2 separate regions of the Homo sapiens genome follow, and region 2 is linked to region 1. A link is a contact called in ENCODE Hi-C or POLR2A ChIA-PET data. All regions are on one chromosome and are shown on one strand. Each heading gives the region's core, a stretch centred on a gene start or an enhancer-like site at or near the end of the contact. The rest is flanking DNA. Distances are from core to core; before and after follow the strand shown.

Region 1 (3,342 bases), core at 249-2,748:
AGCCTCCCGAGTAGCTGGGACTACAGGTGCCTGCCACCACGCCCTACTAATTTTTTGTATTTTTAGTAGAGACAGGGTTTCATCATGTTAGCCAGGATGGTTTCAATCTCCTGACCTCGTGATCCGCCCGCCTCGGCCTCCCAGTGCTGGGATTACAGGTGTGACACTTTGATTTTTTTAAGCCCTAGTCTGTTCTCAACCTCTTGTGTGACCTTGGGTAAGTCACTTCATCTTTCCGAGCTTGTTTCAGGATTTGTAAACTAGGTGGTGGTAATCATTCAAGGAAATCACATGGCTCGCAGGAAGCTTTTGATAAACATTCCTTCCCATTCCCCTGCCTTAGAACAGCTTTGCAAATAACTGACCAGTCTTCCTGCGAAACCAGCAAGCTTGTCCCTCCAGCAAGCTCACTCCTCACATGTGAATACATCTCAGCACACCCGGACCCCTAAGGCTCTTTAGGTGGAGGCTGAATCTCTCTGGGGCAACCAGTCTCCCTGGCCTTTCACTCCAAGTCCCACCAAGCCTCGGTTCATCCTGGGAGCCTGGTCCCTCCTCAGAGAGTCGCAAACCCAAACTAGTCCAGAGCTGGGGCTGCAGGTGACTCCAGGGAGACCTGACCTGAAAGGACCCCCTTCAAGTGATAGGGCAGAGCACAGATTGCAAAAACGCATATTAAGAAATCACTCTTGGCCGGGCGCGGTGGCTCATGCCTGTAATCCCAGCACTTTGGGAGGCCGAGGCAGGAGGATCACTTGAGCCGGGGAGTCAGAGACCAGCCTAGGTAACAAAGCGAAACTTCGTGTCTCTCTCTCTCTCACTATATACACACATACATACATATATGTGCATATATATAATATTTATTTATACATATTTATTTATATATGTAATATTTATATACATTATGTAAAATCAATCGATCAATCAATCACTCTGTGGTGGCACTATGGGTCCTGATGGTGGTAACAACTGCTGATGCCCATCTTGGCCTGGGGCACTGAGATCGCCCGGAGATCACAGTGTTAGCTTCAGGGCGGGGTAGAAATTAGAGGATAGGGGATCTCTAGGGCCTGGTGAGTTGAGGGCCTAAGGGGAGTGGGTCTCAGGCTCCTTCCAAGCCTCAGCCTAGATCAGGCCCAGGAACCCAGTGTGAATGTGTGTGCTGGGGTCGGGGATAAGGTGCTTCTCTCCCGTTGGAAGGAGAAGGAACATCTGGGCTGGGATTCCAAAAGAGCTGAGCGGGGGAGAACGGTGGCCCTGGTGTGGTGTGTCCAGGGGTACACCACTGGAAGGGAAGGAGCCAGCAGGGCCTCTCCGGCGGAGCCGAGCGCGGGCCGGGGGCTCGCGGCAGGGGCGGGGCCGGCCCTCGGGGCGCGGCGGGGGCGGGGGTCCGCGCTGGGAATGCCGCGCCGCGGGGGCTGGGGCGGGGCTTCTCCGGCTCCGCCCCCGCGCAGGTAGCCAATGGGCGCGGCGGCGCCGGGTGACGGAGGGAGCCGAAGTGCTAGTGCCGCGGCGGCGGCGGCGGACGGCCCAGCCGGAGCGCGAGGGGCTCGGGGGGGCGCGGCGGTTCGGGTCGCAGAGCCAGGGACCCCAGGACCCGGGAGGCGGCGCAGCCGGGGCCGCCGGAGGAGCGCGGGTGACCTGGCGGCGGCGAGATGCCGCTCGCCCAGCTCAAGGAGCCCTGGCCGCTCATGGAGCTAGTGCCTCTGGACCCGGAGGTGAGTGAGCGGGGCGGGGGACGGGCGCCCGCGGCCGGCGAGCCCGGATCCTCACAGGGGCGGGGCGGCCCGAAGCGCCGCTGCAGTCCGGCGGGCGCCCGCGAGGGCGCGAGTGCCCTCCGATCTCTTGCCCACTGTCCGGCTCCACCCCCCTATGCCCGGGTGTGCGTGTGCGAGGGACAGTTCCGCCAAGCGCCGACTACCTCCCCGCCATAGCCAGGAGAGGGGATCCTATGGGGCGCTGAGATCTGGTCGCCTTCACCCCACACCTAGGACCCGTCCCGGCATCTGTCCAGAGCTGTCGGAGCTTCCTCCATTAATGCAGACGGGGAGATCTTCAGTGCCAGATGTCTGGGATTCTACCAGAGACAGGGGTTATGGGACCCCCACTTCTCCCAGGGCCCTCCGCCAAGAGCTCCCTGCTTCTGGCTTCACCGCTGCTGAGCCTAGAAGGATTGCTCCTCTTGACCCCTGGCGGATGCGGAGTGTGGGATGGCACCACCCGTCTGGGGCTGGAACTCCTGGTTTTCTTTGCCCTGAGGCTAGGGCCAGAGGACACCTGTGTGCCCTACCCCAGGCTGTGGAGACGAGAGTGGGGAAGAGCCCTTAGACCTTGTGAAGATGATTCCTGGCAGGGCGTGGGGGGACCTTGGTGCCTGCCTCCCTTCTTATGCCCCTTCCGGTAGGAAGGGCTGGGCCCTTGGGGAGTTTGGCTTCTGCCAGCCCAGACTCCCCAGACAACCCAGCTCCTTCTCTCTCAGAAGCAGCTCCTGACCTCCCTTGAGGGCTCTGTGGCTCCAGTCCCTAAGCGTGCAGAAGGCCACCTCTTCCTGTGCCTTTTGACCCCAGGGTCAAGGTCAAGCCCCTGAATGAGCTGGTGGAAAACTTCCTCCTTAACCTCTTGCTGGGAAGGAAGCAGGTGATATTCTCCTTCCCAGGTGGTTGTTGGGGGTATGCAGGGAGGGAATGGAGACCTCATTTGAGCCCAGGAGCTGAGATGACTTTCTCCCAGCTTGGGCCTGGAGCCCCTGTCTCAGTCCCCTCCTCTGCCCTCTCTTACCTAGGGCAGCCACCAAGTGTCCTGCCTCTCAGGACCACAGGCTTAGATCAGGGTGAGCACCCAGGGTCCCCAGCCCCCAGGGTGTGCTGCCCCTTTAAAGGGATGGCCGACACTGGCTATTGGAGGGTGGGCGCGGCAGGATTAGGTAACCAACCTGAAGGAGCAATTTGGAGTAAATTGCTCTGGGATTCCTGCCATGGGGATTTTACAGGCACTGCTAGGCTGCTCAGAGGTTCTCTCGCTGACTCACCCTCTGAGGTGAGGAACACTGCCCTCTGCAGCCCCTGTACTGCCACCCCGCTACTAGGACCGGGGCGCAAGGTCCTGGGGGTGGTGCTCAGAGGTGGATTCCTTTGCCCAGGCACGCCCCTGGGACCAGGCCTCCAAAGGAGAAGGTAGGGCTGGGAGAGGCTGGGGAGTGACTTTATGCTGATAGGGAGGGTGGACACCCAGGAGCTCGATCCTGGGGCACCACTTCCTGCTTCTCTTTAGGGAATCCTGAGGCAGGGGCCAGCTTCACCAGGGAGCCAGGTTTAACTGGGAAACTCATCTCAGTTTTGA
Region 2 (3,851 bases), core at 874-3,373, 390 kb after region 1:
CACACACCAGGACAGCTCACAATGACTTAACTATACACAAAAGTGACTGCCAGCCACCCAGCTATATCCCACCAAATCAATCCAAACTGAGTGTATTTCCAACTCAACTTCACCTTAGCTGGATCACCAAATCCTCATGGCATCTCTGATATCACCTGATTCAAGGGAAAGTGAGATAGAGTGGGAAGAAATAGTAGTCTTAACCAATTGCAATTTTAGAATTTTGCTTTTGCATGTTAAAAGAAAAAAAAATATGTATTTGACGCTATGAAGACATTGCTGGGGTTGCTCCCAGTGCCTAGGATGGGCCCGTGCAAGTGCAAGGCCCTGCCCTCAAGAGCCCTCAGTCTGAGGGAGAAGACACAGATCAACTCCAGGAATCTCTAATCTAAAGGGAGAAGTCTCTAGTCTGAAGTGGGGAACACGCAATTCCAACCAAAAGAGAAACCTAAAGGAAAAAAGGAAAGAAGAAGGCGTCAACTGTGTCAAATGCACCTGAGAAGTTGAGTAAGATAATAGTGGTTCATTGGCTTTGGCAATATGTAGCACTGTAACCATATCAGAGCCTTTAAAAAATAGACTAGAACAGGCCGGGCGCAGTGGCTCATGCCTGTAATCCTAGCGCGTTGCGAGGCCGAGGCAGGTGGATCACTTGAGGTCAGGAGTTTGAAACGAGCCTGGCCAACATGGTGAAAACCCCTCTACTAAAAATACAAAAAAAAATTAGTTAGGCGTAGTGGTGCCTGTAATCCCAGCTACTTGGGAGGCTGAGAATCACTTAAACCTGGGAGGCAGAGGTTGCAGTGAGCTGAGATCGTGTCACTGCACTCCAGCCTGGGCAACAGAGTGAGACTTGGTCTAAAAAAAAAAAGAAGAATAGATAGACTAGAATATACTGTAGAGAGATGGGAGGTGAGGGAGTAGAAAAACAAGCAAACAAGTTTGCTGCAAATGAGAGCTGAAAATTGGAGAGGTAGCAGCAGAAGAAAGTGGGGCCATGGAATAATAATATAAAAACAGGGCTGGGCATGGTGGCTCACACCTGTAATCCCAGCACTTTGAGAGGCTGAGGCAGGAGGAGTGCTTGAGACCAGGGTTTGAGACTTAGCCTGGGCAACACAGACTCCATCTCTACCAAAAAACAAAAAACAAAAAACAAAAAAAAAAAAACAGCAGGGCGTGGTGATGTGAGCCTGTAGTCCCAGCTACTCTGGAGGCTGAAGTGGGGAAGATGGCTTGAGTCCAGGAGTTCAAGGCTGCCGTAAGCCAAGATGGTGCCACTGCACTCCAGCTTGGGTGACAATGCAAGAACCCCATCTCTAAAAACAAACAAAAAGATATTAAAGCGTGTTTGTAAATTGAAGGGAAGAAGAAAGATATTTGTGATGCATAAGCTAAAAAAAGGGATAATTAACAGGGATAGAGTTCCTGAAAAGACTAAGATGATGAGATTCATTGCACAAGTGGAGGGATTAGCTTGGATGGCTGGGTCCTGTCCCCGCATTAACAGAAGTGAAGGTCAATTTCAGCACCTGTCATAATTTCCTGGGCCCAGTGCAAAATGAAAATGTGGGTCTCCTTATTCCAAAATTATTAAGAATTTCAAGACTATAACAGAAGGCCATGAAATCAAGCGTGGAGCCTTTCTAAGCCTGGGTGCTGTGCGACTGCAATTTGTACTCCCATGAAGCTGGCCCTAGTCAAGTACGCAGTGAGGTCGATGAGGAGGAGGCTGTCCTGTGGTAAGTCCCTTCTAGGATTGGAAGAGATGAGTAAGGCTACTTTCAGCTTCACTGCTCTACAAGCTGGGGGGGTCGCTAGCAAGGGAGAGGGGCAAAACTTGTCCCTTTTTAACTTCCAACCCTGCCAGATTTGAGTCCAGGGCTTTCTAGAAGTCTCCACGGCATCGGGTGACCATAGCAACTCATGCCAAACTCTCGGGCCCACGGCTCCGCCTACCGCTTCGTGGACGCGCTTGTTGATTGGCTCCGAATGTCGACCAATGGTCGGCGAAGCGGGTTGCTTGCCGCACGGTCAATGGCCGCAAACCGGGAGGAAGGCGGGAAGAGAGGAGGTGGAGGCGGGCCTGGGCAGCCGCGCGCGTGCGTGTTTCCGGCTCCGCTGCGGAAGGCGGACGACTAGAGTCGTTGGGCCCGGCGCGACCCGCAGGAGCGTAGAGAGCGCGGGACTAGAGTGCAGAGCTCCGGGACGTGGATCGGAGCCGGCGCGATGGGCGGAGAGCAGGAGGAGGAGCGGTTCGACGGCATGTTGCTGGCCATGGCTCAGCAGCACGAGGGCGGCGTGCAGGAGGTAACGGCCCGCGCGGCGTCGGCCCACCCGGCGGCCTTGGCCACGCTCCTTCCGCCCTTCTCTGCCTTCGAGGGCTGAGACCCACCCCAGCGGCTCGCGGGCTTCTGGGATGCCCCTACATTCTCACTGCGCCCAGCTTCCGGCCTGGCCACCCGCCAGCAGGTCTCACCCGGTTCGCATCAGTCCCGGGCCCCCGGCGCCCCTCAGTAGTAGCAAATTATCGCATCCCTGAGCTTAGGATCCCCCTTTAGTTTCACATATGCCCCCACCCCCGTTTCCACTTTGATGGCGGCTTCCAAGGAGCATCCCTTAGTAAGAACCGTCGCAAATATCGTGATTTGGATCCACCAAGGCTTGGGGCGAGCCGTCGAATGTGTGTGGTAGGGGAGCGGGCTGATGTTAGCACGTGGTCTTGTTAGGCCTTGAATGGGGGAATAGGAGGCCTGTGTTCACGATTAGTTTCCACCACCTACCAACTTGGAACCTTTACATCTCTCCAAGCCTGAGTTTCCTTATCTGTGAGACAGCTGCGAATACCGGTTTCCAGAGAGTAGTTAAGAACCGTAAGTTCTCAGTAATAAGGCTTTTTCATTCAACAAGTATTTGTCGTGTGATTGATGTGTGTCCCACACTCGACAATAAGGGCCAACTGTTACAGATTCTGGAGTTGGTTTTTTTGGAACAAACACAAAGTTAACGGTAGAAAAGTCTGTCAGGATCAGAACTCTCATTCTCAGAGCCAGAGAAGTGGCAAGGATTTGCCTAGATCATGCAACATGGTTCTCACCTAGACAGGTCAGTGTGCTTCCCAGAGTCCATGGCTGATTGTGTCTTACTGGAGGTAGGTTTCCATTGAACTTTCTATTCCTATGTAACCTAGGTGTCTGGTGACCAAGGACTTCTAAGCCCTTTGTGGTGGGGAGAGTGTTTCTCATTTGCAAGTGTGAAAAGCCTTCCTGTCTCCATTCCTCTAAACTGTTCGCACAAAACTGGATTTGGGAGCGAGTTCATTTTTGAGCAAATTGAAAAACTGTCTAGAAGCAAGAACGGAAACCATTGAGATATGTTCTAGCATCAGATTTAATCAGATTTAGACCCACTCTTGGGCAAATAAAGGGTTTGTGTGTGCTGACCTTGAGTCACCACTAGATTGTTTCATTCAGCAAGAATTTTACTGATTATGTACCTTTAGCCATATCTGGTGCCCAGCATTGCAGGTGGCAGACAGACTAAGCCATGGTTCATGGTTCCTATTTGTAAGGTGTTTACCCTCTGCCAGTGGGTCTCTTGCTCTGTGCCATACATTGCTAAAGGCCTCACCTCCTTGACCTCATGATCCTCACCAGGTCCCTAGAAATAGGTACTGCATCTTATTCCTGTTGTACAGAGTTAAGAAACTTCTGCAAAGTCAAAAGGTAATATATGTCCATCTGATACTCAAACCGTTGGCTACACTTGTACTCCAGCCAGAATTAATCCATCTTATCCTCCTTTGAAGTGGCTTCATTTGCTCTCCTCCTTCTTGCTTTGACCCGGTAACT

What was found. Hi-C counts contacts between places; a loop is a spot of excess contacts on that map. ChIA-PET counts read pairs that join two places held with the same protein, here RNA polymerase II (POLR2A). Pooled maps may share reads with other maps.
Region 2: a loop to region 1 is called in a pooled map, with 4 times the contacts of the local background. The contact joins the promoter of NUDC here to the promoter of RPS6KA1 in region 1. A Hi-C loop is called at or near these places in 3 of 50 pooled maps. POLR2A ChIA-PET finds 5 or more read pairs at or near these places in 3 of 52 experiments (GM12878, HEK293 and HEK293T).

The regions. Positions count from the first base shown.
Region 1 is chr1:26,528,263-26,531,604 of GRCh38, forward strand. RPS6KA1 (ribosomal protein S6 kinase A1) reads left to right here and starts at 1,499. Exons shown (of 22, transcript NM_002953.4): 1 at 1,499-1,721. The coding sequence starts at 1,659. LOC124903884 (a long non-coding RNA gene) reads right to left here and starts at 3,136. Exons shown (of 2, transcript XR_007065558.1): 1 at 2,936-3,136; 2 at 858-2,299. RefSeq lists a silencer at 1,384-1,863 and enhancers at 2,105-3,015, 3,016-3,342.
Region 2 is chr1:26,919,620-26,923,470 of GRCh38, forward strand. NUDC (nuclear distribution C, dynein complex regulator) reads left to right here and starts at 2,124. Exons shown (of 9, transcript NM_006600.4): 1 at 2,124-2,310. The coding sequence starts at 2,230. RefSeq lists a silencer at 1,871-2,020 and enhancers at 2,151-2,270, 2,391-2,932.